Regions from separate parts of the Homo sapiens genome. Here region 1 is linked to region 2. A link is a loop called in an ENCODE intact Hi-C map of the cell type or tissue named here. Cell type or tissue: Calu3. All regions are shown on one strand. Links, peaks and the distances in the headings refer to the core of each region. The heading gives the core; the rest is flanking DNA.

Region 1 (16,586 bases), core at 1,443-9,442, 120 kb before region 2:
AGTAATGACAGTCATAGATGGGAAATCACTCTGCGTGAATACTTTACACATACTATTTCGCTGGCCAGGTATGATAATTTTCCTGGTTTCAACTAGATCCTGAGTTGAATAGGACAATGAGTGGGTATTAATATTTATTGAGCACGTCCTATGAATTGGACACTTTGCATATATTATTTTAAAAAACACTTGTATAAACCCAGAGGCACGTGTTACTATCTTCATTTCACTGATGAAGAAATGGAAACTGAGTGACATTCAGTCATCTACTTGTACATTCACTCATTCAAGAATTGTTTATTGAGTGCCTACTGAGTGCCACTTAGTACATGAAGTATTTAGATACAAAGTTAAATAAGGCATAGTCTCTGTTTCTGTTCTCTCTTAAGCAGAAATATACATTTTAACAGATAATTTCTATAAAATGTGGAGCATAAGGAAGAAATATGTTCTTGAAAGCCCACCTGAATTCTTCCTTTAACCTGAGCTCATGCTCTTACCATATAAAGTATCAGTTCCCTGTCTTTGCATGTGGGTCTCCTGGGTGTATCCACCACTGGCAGAGAAAGAGTTTTCCATGATTTTGTGTTAACCAGGAGAGCTGTAGGCAACTGAGAGTCAGAGTCCATTCAGATAGCAAGATACGTGACAGAAGGTTGACTGTATTTCCTTTTTGTTTATTTTTATCCTCTCTCTGAGTAAAGGGAAAAGAAAAGAAGGCCCAATAATATTCAATGGTTGTTCACCAGGGTCTAATTTTGAAGAATGTATTGAATGGAAAGAAACTTAAATTTGGTGTATCCATCCTCTTCCATCCCATTGATGTGAATATTTCAAATGGTTCATACACTACACACTCTTTCAACACACACACAGACACATACCCATACACATAAACTCCTACAACAGCTGAGTCTGGGTCCAGGCTTCTAATCCTTCTCAGTCCAATGTCCCAGGTAGCCACTTCCAACGGGTCAAAGTAGTCCTTGAAATGTGTTAAGACCAATGAAGAGTAGTGAAACACTTGAGACTATGTATGTCAGTGGTAGGCTGTTAAAGTGGTCATGATATGCTATAAGGATACAATTTTAGGCTCTCAGGAAGCTATCAAAGAACTTATTGCTACTTCTTACTGTATCTCTGCCCAGTGAGCTCTTAGTTACCTCTTTGATTGCTTTGCAGCATATATGTAGGTGATTTCCTAAAGGTTTGACATCTTCTAAACATTTGGCCATTCCAGGTTAATGGTTAATCTGGCTTCAGTAGCTCTTAATAATGTGTCTTTGTCCTCAGGGTCCTTGCTATGATTACCTTTAGGCAAGGTTATCCTTGAGAATCCAGGCAAATGGGGGCTAGAAATATATCTTACAAGTCCTTCCTGTAGATTTAGAAAGCAAAATCTCCAACTTAGTTAAGGCTAAAAGCCAACACAAAGGAATGGATCTTGGCCTGAATGTATCTTACAGCCTTAAATAGGCTACAACTAGACTCAGTCAAAGACTTCATCAGCCTTGGAGATCTGCTAAGAAATCCCATTTTCCAACTTTACCAGATGAAGCTTGGGAGGACAATTTAATGCCAACCTTGAGGCTGACTACATGGAAGAGAATTACTGGTCTACTAGATGGCCTGATATCTGAATCATACTTAGTTATCAATCCTCAGTTTCTTGTACACGATTATACAGTGATATCTCACATGCCAAGATACGGAGGTGGAGGAGTCACATGGTGTCTGTCACCTGAGAGAATTTGTAAGGAGACTGGGAGTGAGTCTGTATAAGCTGGAGCTCCCAAGAGCGCTTCTTGGCCTTTTCCACTTCCAGTGTATTTGGATAAATGTATATGGGTATTTCTGACATTACCCTTAGCTGGATATAGGAAATTGAGTTATATGCAAATATGAAATGCAAATGAGAGTCACAGGTCTGTGCCTCTGCCACAGACCTAGAAATGAGAAAGGAAAAGGATATAAGCAAACTGGCTATAATGTTCTAGTTTCCACCAAAGCTTTGGTCATGTTAGTGTAGATGAATCAGTGAATAAGTATCAGTTACCTCATTCATATACCTCCTGCCTTTCTTTCTTAAGTATTCCTAGACTTGTTGAGTCTCACTTGAAATATACCTTAAGAATACAATTTGAATGCTAAAAGTTATAAACCCATAACTTCCCATTTGAGGAGAGATATCAGACTAAACAAACATCACAGCAAGTCCTCTGTGGTCACTTTATCTTCATGAAGCATCCCCTTATTATAAAAATATATGTTATAAATGTGTCTTTTCTATTATCTAATAGATAACACATAAATATATACAAACATGTAACATGACAGTACATACCATATAACATATAGATGTATAAGATACATGTGTTTTTAAAATCTATGTGACATATCACATATCTATGCAGCACATGTATACATGTACACATATGTGATGCAAATATATGCACACATGCAAAATGTTTATAGCATATGTTGCATGTAGCATATATGCATGCAATACGTATATATGTATTATAAGTCATGTGTGCACAGTATGCACATATATAAATATACATTGCACATTTATGTGAGTTGGTAAGTATATAACATATATCACATAAATAATATTGATAGCATACAAAATATATATCTATATAACATATGTACCTAAACCATAAGATATATATGTGCATATCTCTATATAACAGAAGACATAATCTTCATAACTATTTATAACTTCAGAACACATACATAAAACACACACAAATAACAATTTAAAAAATATGTGTACATGTATAATATATTATAAATATGCTCTCCTTTCTCTTCCAAATTGAAATTCATAAATATAAAATGATTTCACATGCAATTTAAATATTTAATAAAATGCCCTTTAATAAAGAAGAAATAGAAAGCAATTATAATAACATAATATGCATTCCAATTTGGAAAATCTTAGGCATGACTACACTAGAAGTCATGGTGATTAATTAGATTTTTTTCTTTACCCACTTACAATGACTATCTTTGGATTAAGAGTTATAAAAAGGTCGTAAGTCATTGCAGTCAAGCCAAAGAGGAAAATTAAAGAACTGAGGTATAAGCAAATACTAGACTAAAAACTAGCATTAGGTTACATAATAACAGGCCAAATTTATTTGCATAATATGAGAGCAAGAGAGAAGTAATCCTAACTGAAGTAGGGATATAATGCTAATCACCCCATATATTTGCATACATGAATGGACTGTGATATACAAAACAGTCATGAGTGATGTAGGACAATTCTTTATTGTGTCAGACTGCTCAAACACTGCAGGACATTAGCATCCCCGGATCTCACCCACTAAATTCCAACAGCACATCCAACTATTGGGACAACCAAAATTGTCCCTGTAAATTTCCAAAGCACACTCAGGGACTAGACCTCTCTCCTTGAGAGCCACTGTTATGGGAAATGAACTAAATATTGCTTTTATCCAGATCTTCAACCTCCAATTAATGGATCTGAATGAACAACAGCATACAATTTAATTTGAGATTAATAATTCTATTCTGTTCATATTTAAAGCAACTTTACAATGTTTCCATATACTGAGTATTCTTAGCTGTCATATCATACATGTAATAATGTAAATAGGTCTCAAACATTTGGTACATTTGGTCTACTCAGGATAGTCTAAAACTCTAGGAGAGGTCAACATGTTAGTCTTGCCACCCATAAGACCACTTATGCAATGAGGATAATGCCACAGTGATATATATAGATGTCATAGTGAAAGCAGCCTTAATAATTAACATCCTTTTGTACTCAATCTCATTACTAATGTGGTTCACATATGGCCTAGTGAAACTCTGTACACAGGAAAATTGTATTAAAATATATGAAGAGATAGCTTTCAAGGGAAAATGTCACCAAAGCATAATACATTTTCTCAGGGGTATCAAGAAGGAACAGTCTTTTAGCTTTGCTTGGTGATTTTGGGGGCAACAGAAAATGACAGTATGAGCATGATTCAAAGACCTTTTCTTAGGACTCATTTGCCCTCGCTCACAAGGTCATTGCCCAAACTACCAAAACTTCCCAAATATAGGGTTTGAGATGACCACCCTGATTCCATGCATCCTTATAACACTCTCTAAACAACAAGGAGTAAATAGGGATTTCATTGCTGGCATTCCTGTATCCAACCTGGGTGATGAGCTACATTTAAATGCTTCAAAGTCACAGAGAAGATACAAGTGTGATTTGCATTTTGTTCTGAACAAAATCTTAAGTAGTCACATTTCATACATCAAAGAGAGTAAACTCACAGTAAGAACCATTGCATATGTTATCTACTCTTATGTGAAAATGTATGGGGAGGTGCTGGACTTCTATTTGTCATTGATTAACAATAACAGCAAATATTTGTGGAGCATTTATAATGTGCCAAGTATTCTTTCAAGTGCTTCACTGATACTAAACCATTTAATCCAGACAACAACTTTCTGTAGTATTTTCTATTTCTCCAAGTTACAGATGAGAATTTGGGGTCCAGAGAGATTGAGTAACTTGCCCATGGTTACATATTAGGAAATAATACACATGATTCAGATCCATATAGTCTTGTCGCACAGCCTTCTCTTTTAACAAATACACCCTATTGTCTCTGTCATTCTTTACTGTCCTGCAAAAGAAATGTATCACCTGTGTTTTAAGAATTAAAGAGAAAAATTTTGTGGTTGGCTAATCTGGTCTTGATGCCTGATTATAAAAAAAAAAAACAAAAAAAAAATCTATAGCATTGTCAACAATCTATTTCCTATTTCTAAAAGAACTTTTAATTTTCTCACTAGCCTTAAAAAAAGTGTCTTTTTTAAAAAAGCAGCTGACTTTCCATCTTATTAAATGTCTACCTTGCATAATGTCAGAGAAACTCATTCTAATGCTGCCCAGGAAAACTAAGATTAATTGGAGTTAAATCCGATTGAAGGCTATGTAAGCTATGTTCTTTTGGTTACCAGATCCACTCTTCTGTTTGCATGGATCAGCATCCTACCTATTTTTCCAACTCCCAAAAGTATTAGAAGCCACAAGCACAGCTCGCTCCATTTCTCTTCTCTTTTTATGCCTCCCCTTTTCCTTGTAACCAGTATTATCCATGGGAGAGGTTCCACATGGGATTTTCCAAGAGGCCAGGCCAGCTTGACACACAGGGCCCTTCCTTACTCAGCCCAACCGCAACCCTCTTCCACCTCCTGCTTCCCCTCATCCTTTTGATTGTGTGTGCTTTTCCCTTTCATTACTGCTAATGGCTCTGAATGGGTCTCTTGTGCATAAGGAGAGACAATAGTCTTCATTTAATGGTATTATTTACAATAGGAAAAATAGTTTTAAAAAGAGAAAGTGGGAGAGACAGTTATAGCAAGAGGCTTGACTGTGAAGCCTCTTTTATTAGGGGTCTGGCACCCTCCTCACCTTTTCCTGGCCATCAGCCAAGCTCTCCTTCACTCCAGAGCGGCCCTTGAGTTTTGCTACAGTTTCCGTATGATGCCACAGCAGCCAGGCTCTATGGTGTGACTCATTTCCGCAGCAAGAGTGCTCCAGTACATTAACAGCTTTCTCTTCTTTGATCAAGTGAGACCAGGGCATCCATTCTCATGGCCAGTGTTTTCATATGATTAGTCTTTTCCCAGGCACACCTGCATGGAGGACAGAAGGCTGCCTGTAGAGGAAGCTGCTGAGCCTGATTTCATTGGAAGAGTAGGTGAAGAAGGGACAGCTGAGACCCCGGGGCTACTCTGGCCCAGGCATGGTCCTTGTGAGAATTTGAAAACTCTGTCTTCTTTGAGCCAGTGGATTAGGAAGAGTCGCCTGTCTCAGTGGACACAGCCCTACAAGCCCCCCACTGAGGTCCACACACACTTTGCACAAATGCAGGACTACATGCAGCAACTTGAGCAGGATTTGATGTCTCTACCAGCCATTTGAGCTTCAGCTGACAATAGCAGTGACATAGTGCCCCGGCAGAGGGCATGGTACCTACGCCCAGACTGTGTCTAGAGTTTGAATCTCGGGTTTACCATTCGTTGCCTGTGCAGGTCTATTATCTTGGGCAAGTTATTTACTTGTTCCATGTCTCAGTTTCCTTATCTGTGAAATGGTTATGCAATAATAGCATCTAATTCAGAGGTCACTGGAAGGATTATGTGAGGAAACTTACAGAAAGAATGCAGAACAATGCCAACCATAAAGAAAGCTCTCATCAAATGCTGTCTGTTGTGACTTATAAATAGCAAAGTGCTAAGGTAACCTAGACCTTAGCAAAAATTGAAAATTGCTGATGTTACCTCCAGGAATTCCAGCCTTATCCTCTGTACTTTTTTTAATTATCTGAATTCTCCCCATTTTTGAGTAAAATAACCAATAATGACTGACCTTTACTTTGTGTTCATTATATGTCAGACTCTATGTTAAATACTTTGCAAATATGATATTGTTTAATCATCCCAACAACTTTCTGAAATAGGTTCTTCTATTAACCCTGTTTTTCAGATGAAGAGCTTGATGCTCATAGAAGCTGAGCAACTTGTTTAAGGTCCAAAAGCCAGCAAGTGGCTCAGGTGGCATTTGGGAAAACCTCTTATCTGTATAAATATGCATAAATTTAATACCTTAAGGTATTGCTTTTTTTCTTTCCTACTTTTGTGTCGTAAAATTGTATATTTCTTAATATTCCTGCTGACTCCTTTCTGAAAGCAGAGATCACAGTATGGCCCCTTAAGACCTTACAAATAGTTTGGTATGACTGCCTATTTAGAAATAAAATGAAAGTGGTAAACTTATAAATGAAAACATCCTACCCACAATGGTATGAGTTTAAAATAAAGTATAATGAATTGCCCCTTCCAAGGGGCACATTTAGTGTGGAACAAAGAAATCAGTCACATCCTCTCAAATGCCAGCGAGGCTGGTGGAGATGGGTTGAGGCTCTGTGGGTTGCTCAGTGTCTTCAAAATCAAAGCATTATCAGCCATAACCACTTTTGTGTATTTTTAAGTCTGGTTCTATCTTGTGTCCTCGCTAGTTTTTCTTTTTCTTTTTTGTTTTTTTGTTTTTTGTTTTTTGTTTTTGTTTTTCGAGACAGTCTCGCTCTGTCGCCCAGGCTGGAGTGCAGTGGCACGATCTCAGCTCACTGCAAGCTCCACCTCCCAGGTTCATGCCATTCTCCTGCCTCAGCCTCCCAAGTAGCTGGGACTACAGGCGCCTGCCACCATGCCCAGCTAATTTTTGGGATTTTTAGTAGAGATGGGGTTTCGCCGTGTCAGACAAGATGGTCTCGATCTTCTGACCTCGTGATCCGCCCGCCTCGGCCTCCCAAAGTGCTGGGATTACAGGCGTGAGCCACCGCGCCTGGCTCATGTCCTGGCTAGTTTTTCAAGTAACACCTATTAGTATTAGTATTAGTATTTTAATATAGATAGCTTTGCTAACAGACTATATTTTTCTCATTCCTTTCCTAGACTATTATTTTATTTGTCTCTTTCTTATTTTATTTATTCAATTTTCTTCAAATTGCACCATTTGTTACCTAGCCTGAGGGAGCACTGGCTATTAAAACTGCACTAATAATTTTAATTGACTTAAAATTATGTAAGAACAGCACAGCAGCCAAGAAGTATGGGGCCTCCAAATAGGTGCAACAGCAGAGAGAATGTGTTGAACAAAGCAAGGTGGCTTTAGGTTCTGAACCCCCAAATTCAGCAAGACGTTACTGAAGAGGAGATGGTCTCATCGGGAAGTCCATATGGGCCACATTGCAATGCAGTTATGCTTCTATTTTAGCACACATTATAGTGGAAAATTTAAGTTTCCAGAACGAACCATTGGGGCAAGAGTGCCATGAGGTGCAATTATTTACTGTATAAAAGTTGTCTCCGTTGAATATACCCTAAGAATATTTAAAATTTGATTTAAAAACTATTTAAACTATTTATACTTAATTGTTTCAGACTGTACCTTCACTATAGCATAAAATGCATCTATACATATCTATACCTCTGACTAACCCTGTTCTAACATCAAATCTAACAAGAAGTTTAAAACAGAATAAAGAAAGTAAAGGTGGTGGAAGTATCTACTGTATGTCAGAAAGGTAATTTGTATGTGGGCATCTGAAAAGTAGTGAAAAGACAATTGCCTTTCAAACGATATTGGGTGGCTGTTGTAGTCTCAATTTTTCTCTTCTTAAAGTGGGAGAACACTGATACCTGATCCAGCAACCTTTGTAAGTGGAAAGAGATGATGCATGAAACAGCATTTTGACTGTCACAGTGCATGACATATTTATGAGGAATTACATGGCCATGCTTTATGGAAGGTATATGTGTTCTAGTGTCAGCTCCCAGAAAGTGGAGCCTAGTGGAGTAATTGCACCACACAGGCAATCTTAGCTATAACATGATGGCAGCCATCTACTCTCCTTTAAGATCAAGCTGGAGAAAAGTATAGTTATATAACATATTGGAAATCTTAGGGATTATTACATACAACTTGTATATTTTACAATGGAAAAGCTGAGAGCCAGAGAATAGTAAGTACTGGCCCAATGTCACCACCTAATTACAGGCTGTGGCAATAATAGAACTCACATCTCTCAATGGTTCACCATATGGTTTTCTCTGCAATATCATTGTCACTACTTAAAAGTAATGTGACATCTTCATTTCCTAGCACTACTCCTCATTTCCATTTTAGTCAGGACATATTACCTAACCGATTTTGGAGGGAGTTGTACATTCATGTGCAGTGCCACACAAATGGCATACAAATTATTTCATCTGAAATACAGGCTCAATTGCATATTATGCTAATAAAAAACATATATCTCATCAAAAGCTATCATGTAGTAACATCAGTATATAACTGATGTTATAGAAATGCAATACCTTCCCAGTAGATAACTGATGTTATAGAAGTGCAATAGGATTTAGGATTTAGTTCTGCCTTTGTAACTATTTCCTACTCTTAGCCATAGTGGAAAAGGCCCACAGTCTCCTTCTAAAGACCTTGTAGTACTTAGAGCATACCTCTATTAGATCACACATTATCTCCAGCTGTCAGGCTGGCAGCTGACAGCTATCAACTACTGTATCTCTAACAATAAGCACAGTACCTGAGTACCTAATAAATGCTAAATTAAACTTTGATGAATGAAAGAGGAAAATGAGTAAATGGACAAATTTAGAAGTGATAGCCTGTTGGGCTGGGGTTGAGGCAAGATTCAAGTCTTGGGAAGGTTATGATAAATCAGACAAAGTTCTTATTTCAGCAGGATCTTTTTCATTAGACTCCTCCCCACTAGGACCCTTCTTGAGTCTTGAGTACTGAGCTCTTGATTGGAACCTTGATAACAACTCGCTACTGCTATGTGACTTTAGAAAGCTCTGCTTCTGTAATATCCATCTTATTATTTTAAAAATAAAGTGCCTGAATCTGATCAGAATCTGAGTTGCTTGTTAGTCTAGGCTAAGGCTGGCGGATTAGTCATACATGACAAAATGATGAAATGGGCTGGGGAGACACAGATACGATGAATACAAGCATTGAGAAAAGTCTTACCGGAGGATGGGTACAAGAGATTGTATCATGCTATTCTCCATACTTTCGGTATGTGTGAAATTGTCCATATAGAACATATAAATAAGTTTTGTTTTGTTCATGAGCAACTAGGCCTATGAGTAGAAGTTAGAGCTAGAGCAGCAAAATATATTGAATTTGGGAATTGGGTCTGTGCTAAAGCAGCACCAAGAAGAATGTCCCATGGAGACATACTGGTGTCTGGAGGTGCCACTGACGTTCTCTTCTGTTGACTCCTGTGCCTTTCAATGCAGTCTTCACTGGAGTTGGAAGCTCAAGCTTGTTAGGGTAGATCCTGCTCTTTCACTCCAGTACTTTTGTCACCCTCCATCCCCTGTAACTTTGATAACCATGGACAATGACAGTGATAGAACCTTGGGTCAGGTTGGGGGCTCAAGTTGGGAGGCTTGGTTACTTCCGAGTTGGATGAGGATTTTTGCTTATTTCAGCAGGATCATTTTCATTAGACTTCTCCCCACTAGGGCCCTTCTAGGGTCTTGAGAACTAAGCTCTTGATTGGAATCTTGATAACAACTGGTTACTACTATGTGACTTTAGAAAGCTGACCCAGCCTCTGTGGTCTCCATCTCATGATTTTCAAAATAAAGTATCTGAATCTGATTGGATATTTCAAAGGTATGCCTCTACTCATCAACATTTTACTATTCTTTGTTGCTGAGCACAGATTTGGTCTGAACATTCTTCTCAATGTAGTATGACAACTGGCAATATCTGGCATCTCTATCAAATAATTTCTGAGTTCCTTTTAAATGAGCATGTTAAAATACTAAATGCCCATGTTCTGGTTTCTTGTATATTTTAGAATTTGTGACCTCTGGTCACAAATTCAGGTGACTGAAATTAGATGATTTTCTCCATATAACTTTAGATCTTAGCTGATTATATTGTTGTTTACTACATTCAAAAATGAATTCATACCATGTAGTCTATCAAAGTTATCTATCCATTTATGTATTTATTAAATAAATATGGAGTCCTCACCTTGCATCCTCTCATTTCCTGGGTAAATAAGAAGCTGAATTAGACGACGACCTTGTCCTCTGGGAGCTTTCAATCAAGTAGGAAAAATAAGGAAAGACATATGAATACTTAAAAAATCAGGCAAGATGTGATAAATGACAAAATTGAAACATAGATGAAATGTTTCGGAGTTTAGGAAATAAGAAAATATTTCTCACTGGTGTAAATGTATATAAAATTTAAACATGAAAAATCTATTAGAAGCCCTTTTTGTCCATCTGATGCAAGAACTGGCTTCCACAAATGATGACCAGGAGCCTGTCATTATCCAAAAGGAGTGATTTGATAGTCTATACCAAACCTGGATATGTTCTACTGACTTTTCTGTTGTTTTTCATAAACTCAAAGAGACAAAACTGCTCAGATATATTTTGCAAGGTTACTTGCTACAGCTTGAATTTTATGGGAGCTGGCATTAGATTACAGAGTAAGCCATACAGCTGAGGAGCAGTTAAATGTGGTACATCTGTCTTGGCTTCTAATAGACGTGCACTGATGAAAGTGGTGGGCATTTGAAGGAGGAGTATCTGTACTCTTTCTGAAAGTGAAAGGCTTAGTGCAAGATTTAGTCTGTAGTCTATAGTACACATTAAAACTTATTCCACTGTAGTATTTAAAAACTTGACACTGGTTCCATCTTTTCAATGAAGAAATATACACGCAAAGAACTGAAGTGTATTTCTTAAGTAGCCACTTTCACTTCATAGAAAATCTTGGACCAGAAAGCACAATTCCTTGTTTTCCAAGCTACCACAAAATCATAATTTCTACTATTAATTAGGTCTGTTTTTCTTTCCATTAACTTAAATCATCCACCATCCCCCACCATCAACTGATCCAAATTTTTCAGACTGCAGAAAAACTTATCATACAATTGTTCATCAATCTATATTGTGAAATAGCTGATAATCCTTGCAAGTGTTGCAAGCTTTGTACAAGAGCTAAGTCTGTCACTTTTTATTTGTGCTGTCTTTCCCACCTGGAAAACTTTGATTATGGGGCATTTCAAAGGGGCCACACACCAGGACAGTTAAAGAGGGTTAAATGACTGTGCTTAACTGAAGATTGTTTAGGTGCAATTCTAAATGCTCACTGTATGCAATGAACAAAATAAGGCTTAATTAGCTTCCTGGAAGACTGCTTTTATTTTCAGCTTTTTCTTAAAAAAAAAAAAAGAGCTCACATTAGCAATGTTTTGGAAAGTATTTCCTTTATATATTTAATTTCTTGCAATGTGGTATCAATATGTTCCCTTTAAAGTAAAAAAAAATTATTGCCAATAACTTAGTTTCATGTATTGAGATAGCTATCACATCCAATTTCTATATGCCTGTGAAAGATACCCCCCAAACTACACACAAATGATATAATTTCATAAATGTAGATGCACCTAAGTAGATATGAAAAGGAGGGAAATTTACAATTATAAAAATACATAGCTAGAAAGCCTCATTTATCAGAGATAACATTGAATTCTATAGAATACCCTGGTGCCTGCTTTCTGCACCTGCACCCAATAGACTGAGCATGAAAATGCAAATGAACAGGAGGAGTATACAGTATGACAAAACAGGAGTGTAGAAAATGCTTGATTTCATGCCTGCCTTCTAAATAACTCTGAAGTTTTAATTTATTTTCTTAACATATTGAACAATGGTGACATTTCTAACAAAGCACATATAATTGGACCAGAGTAAAAATAAATTAGTGTGTATAAAAGGAAGACGAAGCCAACATTTTCTTGGTCTCTTGACATTATCTACCACTGTCCAGTTCCCTGTTGTTTTCCTCCTTTCCTTTGTTTCAATTTAATTCTATCCAGTTCCAGAAGCATTAATGGAGTATATGCTGTGTGCCAAGCACTAGACTTGGTACAAGAGCTCTAGAAACAAATAAGATGATGCCCATGTTGCCAAAGAACTCAAAGGTGGAGGAGAGGAGCTGCACTTGCCTCACTGTACCATAGTTTACAACAAAAAAGTGAATCCAAAAAGGATTCGGAAATGGAAAGTGAAGATGGCTGTTAGGGCAAGTCTTTCCAAATGAATAGATACATGAAACAAGTGTTCAGGGATAAAAGGTACTTAGCTGGAGGAATAAAGGAGGAAACAGCATTCCAGAAAGGTATAAAGTAGAGAGAGAATCCAGGTTTCCAAAGGAAATGTAAGTAGTCTAGTGAGATTATAACGTAGACTTTAAGGTAACAAACACCAAATTATGAGCAGGGGAAAAAAAATATGGGATCCAGAAAATAAATAGGAAAAAATAATTTTGAAAGGTGTTGGGTAATCACAGGTAGAAGTGAATGCTGAATGAATTACACATAGGGCTCACATAATTTTTAAAGGATATTTAGGACATTTCTAACGATAACCAACTGAAAATAAAGCTCAGGCATAGTCGTCAATTCAATGATATGGACTGGGTATCACTATGTACCAATACAGTTCCTGGTCCTGCAAGAATGGAAGTGAGCAAGATGAGTCGGATCCCTGCTCCAGTGGGGCTTATGGGCTGGTAAGGGGAACTGACACTAAAACTAAACAGAGAGATGAACAAGAGAGTCTCAGATCATGAAGACATGAGGACAAGTGGCACAAGGTGAGTGATCGCCGAAGAGAGTGCTTAAGGGATGCCGTTTCTGAAGAGACTTTTTGCACAGAAACTTGGATAAAGTGCAGAAATTAGATGTTGGAAGATCTGGGAGCAGAGTTTTCCAAAAGGAGATAGCATAATTGACAATTGCAAGCAAAGCGAGAAAGGTAGCCTGACTAAAGCAAAGTAAGCAAGGGAAAGAGTGGGAGGACAAGAAGTCAGAGAAGTTGGAATGGAGCAAATCATAAAGGGCTTTGCAGGCCATGGTAAGAAATTTGAACTTTATTCTCAGTATAATGGAAATATTGATTAGTTTTCATTGGAGGGTGCATATGATCTTATTTGAATGCTCCCTTTGCTTTGTTCCAATATTTGTGGTCACATCATGTGCATAGAATCCACATCCATCACGAAGGATCTGCAGACTATGTTTCATGTGTTCAAGACAGAAACAATGCCTCTATGTGACTCTACAAAGATGACTACTATCACTTCCTTTCCTTTCTATGTACACGTGTTGCTCCTAATGTCAAGGGATAGAGCCCCGTTTCCCTTTCTTTGAATCTAAGCTGGATTTAGTGACTTGCTTGACCAATATAATGTGGCAGAAGTGATGGTCTGATTTTCAGAGGCTAGATCATAGAATTTCTTACATTTTTCACTGGATCTCTTTGGAAGCTCCTTTTTGGAACTCTCCCCCTAAAATCCCAGCTAACTCACAATATAAAACCTAAGCTACAAGGAGGGGTCATGTTTAGGGCACCTCAGTGGAAAGCTCCAGCTGAGGTCCCCGCTGACAGCCAGCATCAGCTGCCAACAGTGGCTGGACTGGATAAACATCAAGTCCAGTCAAGACTTGAGATGACTGTAGTCCCAGCCAACATCTGACTACAATTTTACAAAAGTCCCCAAGCAAGAACTTCTCAGGTGAGCTCATCAATTTATGAAATATGGGAGATGTTAACAAATAATTGTTTTAAATTTGGGGTGGTTTATAATGCAGTGGTAGTTGATCAGAATGGTCTCTTTTTTTAAAATAATTTAATTACAAGTAATTGTTTTTGAATAATTTTTTAAAATTACAAACAAAAAAATCAACCCATTCCTAAAATCACCCACAAACATAATAGAAAGCACTTTGAAAGATATACCTCTAAACACTCTAAAATGTGTACAGTCTCACATAAATGAAATATTTTAACTGAACTGGACAGGTTATTTCCGGGAATCTTTCTTCCTCAAAATTAAAACAGAAAAACAGTAAAGTGAAGACACACAAACACACGCGCGCATGCACGCAACCCAAAGCAAAACCCATTCCACTACTGGAAATATTCCAGACAGGGGATTGCCTGAGCCATTATTTGTTTCAAATTAGTGATGTATTTATAGTACCTGATATACTCTGGCTTACAGCCAATTTTACGGAAAAAAATCCATTTATAAGTGATTCAAATAAATCATGATTCCTTAATATAATGCAAATACATTATGTAACCATTAAAAATGTAGGTGTCTAGATACACTAAAAAATGGAAAAACGCCAAAGAGACCAAGTTAAAAAAAACAAGGTGCAACTCATCTGTGTTTATGGTATGATCACATTTGTTTAAAACAATATACATAAAATGACTGTATATGCATAGAAATTATCTTCATGATACCCAAGAAAAAGTAATAGCAGTTACTGCTCCTGGAGAACAGAATGAGGATGTCAAGGTCAGATCCAAGAGTGACACTCACTTTTCATCTCCCCCTTTCTCAACAGTATTTCAATTTTATACACAAGCATGTATTATCTTATTAAAAGAGAAAATTTTAACAATGACAAGAAAAAAACCACAGAACTCATGACTGCCATCTAAGTGGCAAAGAAAGATGCCTGCTAAATTTGAGTACATGTTAATAATACATTTTATGGATTACTTTTCTACTAAAATCTACTAAAAAGATACTTAGGCCATTTCTACTGTGAACTTAAATGGCATAAAATATTTACAAAAGCCTTAATGCAAGCACATAAGCTAATTTCAAACAGATCTGGTTACTTACCCTCCAACCCTCACAAATAGTGAGAATTTTAGATGCAGATTTCTTGCTGAAAAGTCATACAAACCACTTCTTCAACCTACCCTCTGCCCCACAATCAGTTCCCTAAAGCACAAACATATGATACTTACAATTGATTTGAATGATTGAGAGAGAACTTAAGTCACCCTTGTTAAAACTGCACTTAAATGTTGCGACAAGCTGGAACATTTATCTTCCACTCATCTTAGACTCCATTATCACCAAGCGAAAATTTGAATTGGTGACTTATAGAATGATCAGACAGAAAAAATTCACCTCCAGGATTGGATGGAAGCATGAAGAAAATAATGCCTCATTTATCTAAATGGTTAAATGAATTTGCTAGAAATGATCAGTATATCTTTTTTCAATTCATAAAATGTCTTACTTAGGCCAGCCCACTGTTCCAACACATTATCTTCTGGCAGGCACTCTGTGAAGCTGTCCCACATTACTTTCTACTGCAATACCCAGGGACAAAGTGTCATAAAAGTAACAAGTGTCAAGTCTCCTTGTCTTTTATGTAGGTCTTTTAAAAATGAGGCACAGCGCCTTTTCCTTCACTTTGAAGAGCACAGCAACAGTATTTCCAAAATGAATCTGCTCTCCACAGGCCCTCCCAGCCCCAAATTAAAATGTTAAATAGTACAACAAAATCATCATAATATTCTTTGAACTTAGAAAAAAAAACCCAACTATTTCAAGGCACATTTAATTTAATATCAAGAGTGCAATACAAAAGGCCCAAATACAATGAAGGAACACATTCCCCCATTAACACCAACGACAATGCTCTTTCAAACATGTGCCTGTTGAATGGAATGGGGATTTCATAAAATTCACTAAAAAAAAATGCAGTGAGTCTCATCACAGCTAATATCCTTATACAATCTAGTTGTGAAATGAATGTTTATAATGCTTCAAACAGTTTCAACCTGAAGTTTGATACCACACCTTCATGTCTGTACAGTCCTCAGTAAGTTTATCTACAGTTTTTGCAGCCATTCAAAGAACAAACCATTGAATAAAACCACATTGATTAAGGCTCAAGCAAGTAATACAGAGCCCCAAACTAAATGGTTAAATATATGTGCTACTTGTACGGACATCTATTATTTGATTCTCTCATGACTATCAAAAGTTGTTTCTCAGCAAATAAAACCTTTAAAGGCAAAATTCACCTCATTTGAGTTTTGACCCAGAAGTACAACAATCATGAAGTCCACAGTCTTATTGGCAAAACTGATACACAGTGTCTCTAAGTCACTAT
Region 2 (16,586 bases), core at 3,508-11,507:
AACTGGACCCCTATCTCTCACTATATACAGAAATTAACTCACAATAAATTAAAGATATAAGATGCAAAACTATGAAAATCATAGAAGAAAATCTAGAATAAACTCTTCTGGACATTGGCCTAGGCAAAGAATTTATAACAAAGACCCTAAAAGGAAATACAACAACAACAACAACAAAACAGAAAAGACAAATGTGATTTAATTAAACTAAAAATATTCTGCATAAGAGAAATAGCCAACAGAATTAACAATCAACCTATGGAACTGGAGGAAATATTTGCAGATTATCCCTCTGACAAAGGACTAATATCCAGAATCTGTAAGGAACTCACACAACTCATCAAGAAAGAGACAAACAACCCCATTAAAAACTGGGCGAAGGACATGAACAGACATTTCTCAAAAGAAGATATACATGGAGACGAGAAACTTCTTTAAAAAATGCTGAACATCACTAATCGTCAGAGAAATGCAAATTAAAACCACACTGAGATCATCTCACACCAGTCACAGTGGCTGTTACTAAGAAGTCAAAAAACAACAGATGTTGGCATGGATGTGGAGAAAACGGAACACTTATACACTGTTGGTGGGAATGTAAATGAGTTTAACCCCTATGGAAAACAGTATGGAGATACCTCAAAGAACTAAAAATAGAATTACCATTTGGCCCAGCAATCCCACTATTGAGTATCTACCCAAAGGAAAAGAAATCATTATATAAAAATACACCTGTACTTGTATGTTCATTGCAGCACTATTTTTTTTTTTTTTTTTCTGAGACAGGGTCTTGCTCTGTCACCCAGGCTGGAGTGCAGTGGCACAGTCTCGGCTCACTGCAAGCTCTGCCTCCAGGGCTCAGGTGATCCTCCCACCTCGGCCTCCTGGGTAGCTGGGACCACACGTGTGCCACCATGCCCAGCTAACTTTTGTATTTTTTGTAGAGATAGGGTTTCATCATGTTGCCCAAGCTGGTCTTAAATTCCTGAGCACAAGCAATCCACATGCCTGGGCCTTCCAAAGTGTTGGGATTATAGGCCTAAGCTACTGCTACCAGCCTGCAGCAATATTCACAATAGAAAAGTCATGGAACCAACCTAAGTGCCAAACAACAGTTAATTGGATAAAGAAATGGTGTATATATACACCATGGAATACCATGCAGTCATAAAAAATTATGTCTTTTGCAGCAACATGGAAGGCCATTATCCTAACCAAATGAACTCGGAAGCAGAAAATCAAGTATCACGTGTTTTAACTTATAAGTGGGAGCTAAACAATAGGTACACATGGACAGAAAGTTGGGGATAACAGACTCCAGGGACTTCAAAAGCAGGGAGGGAGGAAGAGGGATGAGGGATGGAAAATTACTCATGGAGTACAATATTCAACATTCGGGTGATGGGTACCCCAAAAGCCCAAACCCCACCATTATGCAATATACCCATGTAACAAACAAACACATGTACCCCTTTAATCTAAAATAAAAATAATAATTATGAAAAGAAAACTGAAGTTATCCACATGTTCATACATATACATTGTATTATATAAAAATTTAAACCCACCACTAAAGTAGTTTGGTCTGAAGAAGAAAAAAAGGACAGTATTATCAGGATGCACTATTAGTATCTTCATTAGTTTACTAATGAAACTAATAATATTGCCTTTTTTTTCTCCAATAACGTGGAAGAAACCTTCCACAAACACGAGGAAACTAAGGAACAAAAGTATTAATTAGTTTGTAAAAAGTCACGCATGGTCTGAGAGATGAAGCCAGGATGGAAGGTTAGCGTCTGAATACATGATTTCTAATCTCATGTGTATAACCTCTCCATTCAGAAACCATGCTGATAAAACCATGCTAAAATGGTTGGGGTTTTTTGTTTTGTTTTGTTTTGCCTTTTTTGTTTTGTTTTGTTTTTTTGTTTGTTTTTTACTATATCAATTTCCTTTATGTAAATTCAGACAGGTCTGTAATCTTTAGTCCCAGGTATTGATTGTGTTTATTGAATCTTGAGGAGGATTCTGGAATATTGGCCACCTACTTCTTTTCTAACTCAACAAGTTCATTTGATGGGTTCACAACTGTATATTACAGATAAAAGCTTTTGTAGAATACCAACTAAAATGTCAATCTTAATACTTAACTGTATTCCATGTAGTATAAACATAGCTTATGTGTTTTCACCGAAGACGTATACATGCTTTACCTGTGATATATAAAGCACAATCTACAAAATCTAAAATTGTACCATAAATGCCTTTGTAGAGGAAGAAACACAATCATATACAGTTTAACACTCCATTTTAAATTTCCATTTATCACTTTCAAAAGTCTGAGAACAATAAACATCATTTGGGGAAAAAATGATTATTTCATTATGATGAAAGGAAACGTGATTCTAGTAACATACACTATATATGCACATATCCTTAATTCCTTTATTTGTGTTCCCCAAACTAACCTTTCTTCACAGGTTCCAGAGTTATCCATATCTAGGCTAAGATGTCATAAAGATAAACATTTGTTATTAGATCTCATAATAGTTTATATACCAGTATCTCACTACAAAACTTGTTATGTCAGAGAATTAAATACGAGACAATTAGATTTTTCCTGGAAGCTGTCTAAGGAGATGCAAAAAGAAAGTGTATATTACTTGAGAGGCCAGAGGGACATATCATATCACTACACCACTTTTAGGTAAGGATCTATGCAAGGACGCTATGAGTAACTCCTGTTAATCACATTACTACTACTACAATTAATCTTAATTCTTTGATCAGAGGTGTAAGATCAGAACTCAAAAGTTTCTGAGTTAATAATGTGTGAGTAGAGGAAAGAGGTCATCCATTAAGTTAGGAGTTGACACGTGTTTTCTCTAATGGGCCAGATACTAAATATTTTAATATTTGCAGGCCATCAGATCTCTGTTGCAATAACTCAGCTCTGCTACTATAGCACAAAAACAGTCATAGACAATATGTTAATAACGGGTGTGGTCATTTTCCCATAAATGTTTATTTGCAAAAATAGGTGGTAGGCCATCTTGGGCTAGTTTGCTGACCTTGCGTTAAGGTTCACTATTAATTTCATTTTAACATGCATTTAGTAAGTTCGTAAATTATGTAACACATGTCTGGAATATAAGGAAAAATGTAGTTGCAGACAACTACACCCCACTCAATAATTTAATCATTTGTGGTGGGCTGTAGGCTGTGATACTTTGGGAGGATAATTAGGCAAAAAGCAATCGTAAGATCATATACAAAACAAAATAGTTTATCTTATTATTTCTTAGAGTGTCAGAAGACCTTAGATCTAAAAAATGGTTGGCAACCTGAAGAGAGTTAATCCTCCATTTAGCTATTTATTAGATATTGGGGAATGCTTATGTGTCAGGCACTTTAGAAGAGTGAGGGAGATATGAATTAAACCTCATGGCATTGCGGAATACAGATGTACCAATGCCAAAACACGATGTGACAAATTCTAAAGATACTGTGTGCTCCTGCTTTCTTATAGACTTACTCTTCCCATTTTGCAGAAGAGAATGAGGTTCAGCGACATTTCCAATGTCACCTATTTAAGGAAGTTATTCTAGATTCTTCAAGTGTAAGGCAGTTTTTTTGTTTGTTTGTTTTGTTTTGTTTTTGAGACGGAGTCTTGCTCTGTCGCCCAGGCTGGAGTGCAGTGGCGTGATGTTGGCTCACTGCAAGCTCCGCCTCCCAGGTTCACGCCATTCCCCTGCCTCAGTCTCCTGAGTAGCTGGGACTACAGGCGCCCGCCATCACGCCCGCTAATTTTGTGTGTGTGTGTTTTTAGTAGAGACGGGGTTTCATCGTGTTAGCCAGGATGATCTCGATCTCCTGACCTCATGATCCGCCCGCCTCGGCCTCCCAAAGTGTTGGGATTACAGGCGTGAGCCACTGCGCCCGGCCGTGTAAGGCAGTTTTCTTACTGCCCCGTACTACCTCTTTCCAGAATTATCTTTCTACCTCAGCTCTGACCTGCTCCAATCTGTGCTATCATTCAGATCTGCAAAATGAGAATAATGATATTTAATATTTTTCTACATGCATTTTGCAATTGAAAGCTGTTTGTTCTGGAAATGCTTACCCCTTTACTATTCATGGTTTTTGTTTTTATTATTGTTGTTATTTTTATTGTGAAATTATTTACATATTGTTGGGGACAATAATCTCTAACCTTTGTCTTCAGGATCAAGCCTTCAGACCTGTTTATTCACTTCTAATCCCACATAAAGACATAAGGCGATGCGTATTGAATTGCCAGTATCAACAATGCTCTCTGACTTTGCTGAAAAAAAGAGTAACCGGAACTCCCTAATGCATTTTCCTTCATATATATTTGGTTTAGACACTTACTTTAATTTTTAAGCCTGTGGTTTAGGTAAAATTTATCAGCACATTTTTTGTACTTTACTCATTTTTATGTCATTGAGTGATACTTTAGTGTTGTAAGAGAAAAAGAAATAACTTGGAGTTAGGTACAAAAAATGTGCCCTATAAATAACCATCAGCTTATTCTGTGGGTTGTAAGGCTAAATCCCCTCCCCACTTCCTCCTCCTGGAATCTGAGAAATGGCCAGTTTGTAAGCCACTTGTTGGCCTTCACAGCTACCACATTAGCTAAAAGACAGTCCAGCTCATTTTACCTAACTATTGAAAAGGCAGTATTTATTTTTTAGTTGGAGAGGTAGGAAAGGATGGTGGGAAGTTCTAAAAACTCTGATTCAACCTCTGACCTACAATCTACAGAAAGAAAAAGAAGCCCCCAGCCTACCATAAACAGTCAGGAAACCCAGAAGCTCTGATTTCCAGCTGTGAAACTCACTCCCACAAAGGCCTTGGAGCAAGACCTTAACTCTGCCAGAAGTCCCAAGGCCATTTCAGTCCCAAAACCCTCAAAGAAATAGAAAAAGATGAGAGGAGACGGTATCCATTCATTCACTATTACAGTTTTCTCTCATTGCCTCTTTTGGAAATTTGATGTTCTCTTTCTCGGGCCATGGAAGCTGGACGTTCTTTTGGTCCGTAGTCTCATTCTAAGTGTAGGAGAGTTAATGAATACTGGGATGCCCTTTGAAGAGTGTGGATGCAGAAAATACTGAAGTAATTCAAAGTGCAGCCCACATTGATTGCAAAGCTTTAAGCTGACCACAGTCCCTTGTAGTGTGGGACATGTGATAAAAATGTAAAAAATGAAGGCAATATATAAAAACTTATCCTCATGTTTGTTTAATTAAAATGTTAGATTAAAACTGAATTCCTAGAAAACAGAAGCATTTAGGGCAGTTTTCACTTTTTGTTATTCTCAGCATATATCATTTGTTGTAATAAAGGGCAAAATTGAATGGAATCATATAGTGATTTAATCTCAATCTTTAAGAAGGAAGGGGGACTAGGGTAGAAAAAGATTTTGTTTTGTTTTGTTTTCTTGTTTCAGTTTCTGAAACTCCTGTAATTATGTGCAATTACCTATTATGTCGGAAATTGGTTCTCAAAGATGTAGAACCTACTTTGTGTTCTTTAAAAAAAACTGTACAAAATATGCAATTTAAAAGGAAACAGTTTGAATGTGGAGAAAAATGAGGCTACAGCTGTAGGATTTTGTTATGCTTTTAGTACCAAATCACAAAACCCATTAAATTATTTATCCTACAGGCAGGCGTTGTACTGCAAACGTTGAATACAATTGCAGATTCTAGGAAAAGAAATGTGTGCATTTTAATTGCCTCTGATTTAAACAACCTCTAATTTCATTAGTCTTATTTTTTTCCTCAAAAAATACAAGAGTTTATTTTTAGTCCTAGGATGCAAATGACACTAATATTTTTTCTTTCCTTTAAAGAAGCAGGCTATTGAGGATCAAGCCATACAGAAGCACATGTGCACATATACATGCAAGAAAGCTGCATACACATGCATAACACGTTCTCCCATATATACAATCTGCAATATGCCCCCAAAGGATTCATGGTGCTCCTATCATATTCTTTGCTCCTCATACATGCATATAGATTGGCTTACTATATTTCACTTCCATCATTTCTCCCAATACTATGTCACAAATGAAGATATCCTCCAGGAGTCCTGCTTACGAAGCAGACTATTGTTCCCAGGCAAAGAAGACATATAAATTTATCAAGGGTTGGGTAGCATGGGAGTGAGGGGAAAGCTCTCTCATGTCATATTTTTGGGTTCATTTGAAAAATCTTGGCTTTGCCATCCTCTGTAATTAAAACTCTTCTGTCTTAAGATTTATCGGTGCAGTAGTGAACGCATTTTCAAAATGTTTCTTTACAGCAGCTATTGGAAATCTCTAACTCTGCCTCAGGCAGGATGCTGCGGCTGCTGTACTTTTTGGGGTCTATTCTCCCCATGATAAATGAGCTTAACTTCAAAGATAAGTTACAACAACTCTCAGAGGGGAAACCCTTATTACTCTTAATATACGTTACTCTCTATCATTGCATTTCAAATACTGTTGCATGGAAAAGAAACCATACAAAATTGCTTAAGTCTTGCTTTGTCAATAGAGTCAGGGTATGCATATGTAGACTTTAATTGAAATATAGGATAATTATTTCTCCCAAGCTATAGTTACTTTTGCTGTGTGTGTAGCAAAACCAGTAAATTGGATAATATACAAGCAACACTTGTAGTAATGGTGATAACAGTATTATTTACTATCTTATTCAATCAATATCATGCAACTTGATAAAACTCAGAGATTTCTTAAAGTGAGATTTCACTCAAATGATACACGATCTCTAAAAGAATATATGTGATTTTAATGTGATTTTGACTATTTCAGATTTAATAGTACATTTTTTCTTTCCAGAGCCCATCTTATCTCGAGAAATGTTGTGCTCTAGCCATTTCCCTAAAAGTATGCTTTCTGAAGTTGCTTAAAGATGAAAATTTAAAAGAAAAATTGACCCATCATTCCACTGTGTTCCTGCCCAGAGATTGAATTTGTTCTCCCGGCTGATGAATTTTTACTCCTCTTTCTAGTTTGTTAGCAGAGCAACATATAGATGGATGGGTGTGTGCAGATTGAAGCCTGGTCCTTTATCCTTTGAAAGGGTTAAAGTGAAAAGGGGGCTTTTTGAAACTGGGGAGTCAGTAGGGTGGGGGTATGAGGGAAGGAAAAAGGAGAAAGAAAAGGTTAGTGTTTTCTGTCCATTAAAGGGAGTATTCTGTTCTGAAACCAAATTGGTCATGCATTCCAGAAGCGTTTCCTGGTAGAGCGGAGTCTGACCGGAGCACCTGCCTTGCTATTGTACTGGGTCTGGGCTGCTGTCCTCCAGCCCTTTCCTTTATATGAGGCAGAATCTGTCACTTATTACAGACAGATTGCTCGTGGGCCCAGAATGGCTGTGAGCCACTGAGGGGATGGGGGAGAATACTGTGACCGCGTGAATCACTGCCCAAGCCATCACGTACACACAGCTTTATTTTTCTTCTCTAAGCACTTAAACAATAATGACGTGAAACCCTAATGACATCATGTTGAAGTCTACCAAAAGATTAAACCATCTGAACCCAGGGTACAGATAGGTTAATATTCCAAGCTGAAGAGTAAGAAAATACAAAGAAAGGGTAGACACTGGGTGCTCAGAGTTTCAGGAGCACAGAGGAAAAGAGAGTGTCAGTGGCCAGCATGCCGCAGGTGGAATCTATTAGCTCTGTAACACCGGAGGTAAATAATCGGACTTGCTCTGTGGATCCTGGAAGGAATTCCCGGTGTCCCAGCTGTGTTTTTTTGCACCCCACAGAGTACCTCCCTGGATTTATGCCCTGGACACCTCAGCACTGAGGAGGGACACCTTATCCAGAAATGATGTCATAGTTCTGCTACTGCATGCTTCAACTAGTTATTTTTTAAAGCATGTTGCTTAACAGGCACACACATTGTGAACATTTTTTTTAAGTTGCATACTTTAAGGGATTAGTCGGTTTCTCTCTCATCTAGTCATTTTGTTTTCTTCTTCATTCAAGAAGTGAGTAATGAACAGAAGATTAAAAACAACTGGGTTTTTTTTTTGCATTGAATTCTTTTTAATGGGTGTACATCGAAGGAAACTTGCTGTGATAAAATCCAGTTGTGGAAGATTCACATTGCCCTGTGGCTATCTGTTCAGATTAATGAAAGGTGGCCTTTGTAACCAAATCTGCCAACCCTAGGGTCACTCTCTCTGGCCCTCTAGAACTATTAGACAGAAAGCCAGAGCTTAAATATGCTGGTCTTTGGTATCTTTGCTGACATTTCTGGACAGATGTTAATTATAAGAAAAATGATAGTGGAAATGTAGATAGTATAGAAAATATCTATTAAATATCTATTAAAATTAAATTTTTTTTTATTGTTTCTTTTTTAGTTAAGAGATTTGGTTAGGAAGAGCACATGGCAAAGGCTTATACAGAGCACCCCTACCCCCTTGTGGCACAATGGCACTTGTAAAATGGAAATTTCATCATCTTTTTTAGAGCTGTTGAGACTTTTGAACTCAGAAACACCTGAATTAAACCCCTTGAAGCACTGTCCTGTTGAAGATCAAAACATAGAAAGGTAGACAATTTCTCAGCTCTAGAGAGAAGAAAAAAGATCTGAGGTATTTTTCTCTTGAAATATTTTAGTTTTTATTTTTATTGTAGATCACAGTACATTAAAATATATGTCACCTATTTAATCATCAGGCAGCCTGGCTAAAGATAAGGCCCCATTATTTATTTAGCTATTCTTAAATATTTATGTTATCCCAATCAAAATAAATAAAAACTTCATCATTTATAAAAAGTTATTACAACTAATTTGATGCTCTCAATCACTCTAGGGAATAGTCTGTGGCTATTCTCCTTTTGAAAATGAGAACACCAGAGCTCAGAAATGTTAAGGGTCTTGTCTAAGCTGGCATCATGGTTAACAGAAGCATCCCAGGGGAACACAGCTGGTCAAGGGGGAAGCAAGACCTGAACCCCGGTTTTCAAAAACTAAGGCTAGGACTCTGTTGTATAACACCCACGCCTGTATAGAATTAACTGCACAATTTTGCACATTAATCTCTCATACATGGCCCTCCACACTGGCCTCATCTCCAATGTCTTCATTCACTTCTCTGCCTAAACTCCTGTTCATCTTCGAAAACTCAGATAAAATGTTATTTCCTCAATGAAGCCTTTTGTGATTCCCATAAGCAATGATTCATTTTTCCCTTCTATATTTCCTCTGCCCTCTGTTCATTCACCTATTTTGGCAGTTACCATGTTGCACTGGCATGATCATTTTATTCATTTATATCTCCCTCTAGACTGAGTTCCGTCAGGGAGAAATCTTGTCTTATTCATGCCTATATCCCAACATTTACTATGGACCTGGCAATGCCAGCTATTGGGAGATGTTTGGGGATCCATATATGTAAGTTGGGGCTCCATGTGATAAGCTGAGTTACCCTCATTAAGCCTCTTGTCAGTAATGCTGACATCTGGCAACTCTAAAAGGGCCTTTCTGTGGAAAAGCTCCAGGAAGGATTCTTAGACCCTTCCTGGTTCTCCTTGTTTTTCTATCTTCTCTGTAGCAGACACCTATTACCCAGGATGCCGCTGGCTTCTAGTCATTCATCCACACATTCATTCATTCACACATTCATTCATTCATTCACACATTCATTCATTCACACACTCATTCATTCATACATAAATTCATTAAACAGATATTGATTACTTGCTCCAGGGTAGGCACAATGCTAGGTCCTGGGAATATAGATGTTAAAAAGATAAAAGAGACAGCTTCTGATTCCAAGAAACTCAAAGGAAGATGGGAAAGATGGCAAGCAAATAAACATAATGATTGGGGTAAGCTGGGTCCTATGACTGTTCATGATTTTCTATGAAAGGTAATTCTAAGAGACAGGATGTAGGTGGAGGGATAAGCCTACAAAGTTTCCAGGAGGAGGTCATATCTGAATAGTACTTTGACTCATGAGTAGGCATCAACTAGAGAGAATAAGAGTGGAGCAAGGGGAGATGTGGAAATAGTACTGTAATCAGAAAGATTACAGTGTGAAAAGGGCCTAGAGATGCTGAGAGACCACAGCACATTCAGGGTATTGCAAGAAGTTCCATATGGCAGTTATTGGATTAAGGAGGAAGATAGTGAGTGATGATTCTGGTGAAGGCAGCAGGAAACCCACCATAAAGTACACGATAAGTCATACAAAAATATTATCCTCAAAATATGAAAGCAATAAGGAGGAAAGTTCACTTTGATAGAAGTATGAGGAATGCCAGAAAGGGCTAGACTTGGGGAAGAAGCTGTGGGAAAAGAACAACAGTGAATGTGAAGAAACAATTGGGATATTACACCAACTTGGGTAACGATCCAGGTAATAATTGATCATGAAAGAAATGAGAGCACGGGTGCCCTAAAACATATTTATAAGATTTAATTCTATATAGGGGACTGAGAGGAAGAGCCTGAAAAAAATGCTAGCAGAAGAAATAGATTTAGAAGTAGAAGAGAGAAATTAGTAGAGAACCGAGCACTCAAAATAAGCATGCAAACCAAACTTTCAAGACATATGAAAAATCAAGCACTAAAAACAAAATTAAAATCAGATTAATTCATTGAATAGAGAATCCTCACAAAGACTATAAATATGTCTGTCTAAGATTTTTAAAGGGATAAATTAAAGTATAACACCCATTTAAAAATAATAAAATGAACCAGAAATAGATAAAAGTGAAATTAAAACAGATATAAAAAAGGACCAGTTGGAAAACTTACAAATAAAAAATAAAATTCAATAGATAAAAATATACTCTGGATTAGAATCACTGACGAAGGCATAAATGTACTGAATTATTAACCCAGAACCCAGCATCAAGGGATAAGGAGATAAAAATATGAAAAAAATAGATTCATGTTTACTGAGGAAAGACTGAATGGATCCGCAAGTATCTAATAAGACTTCCCATAGAAGAAAATGCAAGGAATGGCAGAGAAGTATTAAATATCACAAAATTTTCCAAAATTAGAGAAAAATCAAAAGTGTATACCAAATCACCAAGTAGGATAAATAACAATAAAGCTGCATCTAGAAACTTCATAGCGAAAGCATAGTCCATCAAAAACAAGTGAAAACACTCAAAAGCTATCAGGAGGAAAGATAAATTAACAGAAAAAAAATAGATTAACTGTACACTTCCCATAAGCAACAATAAATGCCAAAGCCAATGGAACACCACCTTCAAAGCACTGAGGGAAAATAATTGTCAACCAAGTATTCTATATCCAGGTATATTTCCATGTAAGCTCAAGGACAAAATAAAACATTTAAAAACATACAGAACCAGAAGAGTTTACACAAAACTCACTAAACTCCATTAGATGATGTTTTTAAGCAAGAAGAATAGTGAATTCTGGAGGAAGGAAAAAGGTAATAACAATAACAGCTAATAATTAGAGTATTTACTTTCTGCTGGGCACAGTTCTAAGTGACTACATCATTAGCTCCTTTGGTCCCAATAACAACCCAATAAAATAGAGACTACTGTGAGGTTCATTTTACAACTGAGAAAATATATGTCATGAGAAAGACAAAGAACTTCCTCACAGCTAAGAACTGGTAGATCTGGGGACTGAACCTCAGCAGACTGACTCTAGGACACACATGTTTTATCACTACATATTCTGCCCCAATAGAAGAAACAAAGACAAACAAAGAACTTGATGAAACATTGCTAAATGTAATTATTAGGTGTAAAAATGACTATTTTTATTATTTATAAAACTGTTAATAGAAGTCCTCCAATAAAAGGCATAGAAGTGAGACTGAGAACAGTTCTTGCTATATAGGGCCGTAGTCAGATACAGAGAGAAAAACTGACTTCAATATTTATATGCCGAGGGGTTGAGTTCTATGAGGAGGAATGGTAGAAGTGGAGGGGAGAATGTGGATGAACAAGGTTTCAGCGGCAGCAAAACAACCCCAGACCCAAGGCCTGGGAAGCCTTCTTATGAATAGATAATACCTCGACCCTCTGATTTCTTACAATCTTTAGAATCCTAATCACACACATTAGCAGGTAATTATAGACTGAAATTCTTTTGTTTGTATTCCATACATATTATCATCCTGTTGCCCCCAAGTAAAATGAGCTCCTTGAGGTAAAAAATTGCATTTTATAGCTCCTTTATCCCCTTCAAGTGGCTAGCACAGTTCAGAAAATTTAAAAAGTAAATTATTATTATTGAATGATTGATCCATTATGAGGTTGTAATCCATTCGATAGGAATTATTAATACATGATTATCTATATGTTAGGTATCTCAAATAAGGGAGCAATATTTTTAAGTTATTTGTATTTTCATAGACTTTATATATTTTTCAAGAAGCTTAAATCATTTAATTACTTAAATAGTAGAAACCTTGGAAACACTGTTGTTGGGCTCATGTCACTATCTTTAACTCTTTGGGAGTAAAGTATCTACTTCCACTGATAAATGTCTCTATGAGCTATAAAAATATATAGTAGAAATTGTTTAAGAAGTAACATGTCTCGTTCTTGGACATTCTCTCACACCTGAACAGCTTCCACTAACCTGTTATGAACCTAAATTTGAAGATCCCAGAAATGAGCCTGTGTAGAAAATCCCCCCCTTTAAAAAGAGGGTAGGCATTTCTCTCAGTTGAATCTCTTAGAAAATATTTTGAGAAATGTTCTAAGCTAATAGTCTCTTATTTCTCACTCTACATTCCACCAGATATATAAACTGTCTTCAAACATTTAGTCAGTCCTACAATATTACTGTTGAGTTTGAGGTCAAGATAATCTTCTCTTGATGATTTAGTCCAAATCCCAAAGTTCCTCTCTCCTTTACTAACTTTAGCAAGATTACCTCTAGAGGGGATCTAATCATAAGGTCTCTAAGATCTCTTTGGGACCTGCTGGGCATAGTGATCCCAAAGGGTATTCTTTCTCCCTTTCTTTCTTTCTTTCTTTCTTTCTTTCTTTCTTTCTCTCTCTCTCTCTCTCTTTCTTTCTTTCCTTCTTTCCTTTCTTTTTTTATTCTTCTCTGATGTCTTGGACCTGCTTGGGGTTGCTCAGCTTGCAGGAGCCCTGTGGACCATCTCTGGCTCCATTGCCCATGGCAAGAAAACTGCTTCTTTAACTTTCTCCAAACCTCTCTGTGGGATATCCAATCTAACACACCAGGAGAGCTCAGGCAGGGGTTAGCAGCTAAAAGGACCATTGATCCTCTTCAGAACTAAAAAGTTTCTATAAACAATCCATACGCCCTCCAAGAATACCCTGCAGCTTCTGCTGGCACTTCTTGAGAAGTGCTATGGCTAGTGAAATGCCCCACAGGACCCACTAGCGTTTCCAGATACCCACTGGTGAAGCACCCCCAAGGGACTCTCAGGCTCTGGGAAACAATCATCTTCAACCCTCTAGAATGTCCACGGACTTTACTAGCACCTTCTAAAAGTGCCCTGTGGGCTCTTCTGTCTTTTCATTTTTCCAGAATCGCACTGTGCTTAATCAACTACCCTGCTCACTGCATTAATTTGTCAGGAGCTCAGCTGAGCTGAAGAGAGCTGAGCTGCCAGGTGTTTGAGTAGCTGATTAAAACAAAAAGCCAAAATGGAATTAACAGGGAAGCCTTTAATCACCTTCTGCAAAAGTATGAAAAAGAGGCTAAACAAGAGGAAATGTCCACTCTGTTTTATTCTATTTTCTCCCCACGGAATGGCACCAGTCAAAGGTGAGGTGAATCAGCAGAGCCAAGGAAGTTCCAAACAAAAAGATCCTGCAGTTTTATGAACCTGTGTCAGGGTGGATGGAAGGCAGAGATGACAAAATCGAAAAGACTAGGAGTGGGAAAGTACAGAGCACTGCATTGAAGTGGAGAAAAGTAGCCTCAAACCTGCCCCCACAATCCCATAAGGAGGTCTTGGCAGAGAGGCCTGAGAAAGGCCTTGGCCAAAAGCCCCATTAAAGGCCTCTGAATGAAGGCACCTGAGCTAGGAAGGCAGCTATGCCCAAGAGCATGGCTAGTCAAGAGGACCTGAGTCCTTGACTGTAGCTGCCCTCGGAGGCTGCAGCCCACCAAGCCTGATGTGAGGAGAGCAGCTTTCTCCATGAGCCCTGTCAGGTAAAGCCTTTATTATTACCAACAGTTGGGCCTGAAAATTCATTCAGAAGTTTGTGGTCAGAAGCCATACTCCCCATCTAGCACACTTTCCTCTCCATGTGAACCAGGTGAATTTATAATCACCATCATCTTCCTCTCTCTCTAACCCCTATCCCAGCAACTGGCCAATACCGAGCCAATTAGGGTACTTTATTTTCCATTCTCATCCTTCAGCCTGGTCTGAAGGATGGAAATGGAGTCAAAGTTTAGCAAATGGGAGTGTTTGCTCAGGATGTTAAAAATTAGTATTGATGAGAGTAGTACTTAGCTCTTCCTTCTAGGTCATGAGGTCCTGGTGTTGCCAGAGCCATCTGCCATCTTCCCTGCCAGTGCAGAAAGCCCACCTGAGAACAAAGCCCACACAGTGAGAAGGCAAGCTGACTGACAGAGGGAAAGCTAAAGCTCAGGTTGAACGGCCCCTGAACTTTCCAGTTATACCTACGATAATCTCCTTTCATCTTGTTTAGGGAGAGTGGGGTGAGTGTCTGTCACTTAAAGCTAACTATCCTGACTAATACTTTTCTATTTCAGTAGTCATTTCAACTATCAACATCCCCTTCACACTTCTACCCCAACCTCACATCCAAACATCACTACACACACCAGCCTCCCGATTCATTCCAAACACTAGACCTGTGTACAACTATTCTAAGACTCACTGTAACTCTGCCTCCAACCAGTTCAGGCTAAGCCATTTATCTTCTTATCATGTTAAATATCAGCTTCAAAACCTAGAGGAATATAGACTCAATTATGCTTTTGGAGTGGGAAGACTTTGGATGGAGTGGTAGAAGCTTTTCCTGGTGTGCCTAAAATCACAGGAGAAAGGAGACTAGGATCTGTCATTTTATTTTTAGAAAACATCTGCCTATTGGTTATTTTGATTTTCATAAAAGCCCTTTGAAGTACACAGGTTTTAATATGTGATTCAAAAGAGAATTATTGCATAAAATTAGGCATTTATAAGGTGAGTGTACAGACAACCAACAAAGTGACAAGGTTGACTTGCATTTCATTTCATTAAGTCACAGAACTATGACATACTAGCACAGATCAAACCATGAAGATGTGAGGATTGTAGGAAATGTGAGCTTACAATCACTATGTTCCTTTTGAATGAAAAGCCACTTGCAGATTCAAGTTTTCCACTAATCAATTTTGCTGGATTGTTCAGGTACAATAATTTTCTAAACCAATCTAATATTTCTTACATAATTTTTAAGCAAATATTTAGCTGATTTTTAATCTCTTTAGGGAAATGCTTTCAAATTAGGAATACCTTTATTAAATCTATAATGTATGGTTAACTGTAGAAAAAAATTACACATGTGCTATTAATAAAGTTGATAGTCACTATCTGAGATTGTGGGCTGTATATTTTTCTCATGTAAATAATAAAATCCCATTTTACTAACAAGGGGAGTCCCAGGGACATTCACAAGAATCCTTGTATGTTAGGACATTGACTCGAGCTAAAGAGCCCACTTTTTCAAGCGATAGTTGAGGATACCAAATAGTTTGACTGGCCCATCTCTTTCTCCTGCTTTCTGACCCAGCTGTTCAGTAAAAACAGTTTCCATCTGGCACGAGACAATCTGAGAGTTCTTCTTCATAAGGATGCTGCTATTCCCTGGAGCCACTTCCCCTAGGTCCAATAAAGGGGAACCTCCCCTTGAAGCTCTGGGGTTTTAACCATGCTAACTCCATGTTCTAAATGCCTACAGAAAATCTTTTCTGACAAGTGTAATTAAAAAAAAGGAGTTTAGAAGCTACGTGAAATTTGTGATTGTAGAACTACTAACATTATTTCATGTACAGTTAAGTAATATTTATTGAATATATTATTTATCAAATTTATTTTGAGTCCTGAATGATTTTTTCTCTAACATCGATTACTAGTCTTTGGAACTAGTGGAAAGTGGAAAAAACCATGCTCAGATAAATGGAGTAACAGTTGTTCTCTATGAGCCACCTGCCCCGATGCTTCATCCTATTTAATTCTCACAGCAACCTATGAGGTTGATACTTTCATTATGTAAATTTTACAGCTGAAGAAACTGAGTCATAGGGAGTTTTAATATTGTGCAAAGTCACACAGCTTGGTTGTGCTTGGCCATGCTTGGCTGCAGACCCAGAAGTCCAACTCTATGGATCACATTCTTAATTACTACACCATATGGCTTCTATTTAATATTTCCTGACTGCTGATTGTGCATTGTATACTCACCATGATGACCATATGTAATTGCTTGAATGTAAATCACTTTACAGTTTTGGAAATTTGTACAGAGCTTCTGCAGAGCCTGACTGCCAGGCCATTGCTAAATTACAGTGAGACTTTAAATATCATTTGGTCACC

Evidence for each region. A loop is a pair of places that touch in the nucleus more often than their neighbours do. Peaks named below come from ENCODE experiments on the same cell type or tissue, not always from the same donor. Only the 100,000 strongest peaks of a DNase experiment are listed, where the experiment ranks them.
Region 1: it touches region 2 in a loop (2.2-fold over the local background); 2 of 110 quality-filtered maps call a loop at or near these places.

What each region holds. Positions count from the first base shown.
Region 1 is chr6:51,393,015-51,409,600 of GRCh38, forward strand. LOC105375085 (a long non-coding RNA gene) reads right to left here and starts at 15,665. Exons shown (of 3, transcript XR_926868.1): 1 at 15,427-15,665; 2 at 10,613-10,678; 3 at 5,307-5,673. In Calu3, for the core only: a CTCF peak has its summit at 5,961; a DNase peak (open chromatin) is centred at 6,007.
Region 2 is chr6:51,506,732-51,523,317 of GRCh38, forward strand. No RefSeq gene overlaps it. Among named protein-coding and RNA genes, the nearest start is that of PKHD1, 570 kb to the right of the region's middle. In Calu3, for the core only: no CTCF peak of the experiment used is centred there; a DNase peak (open chromatin) is centred at 7,340.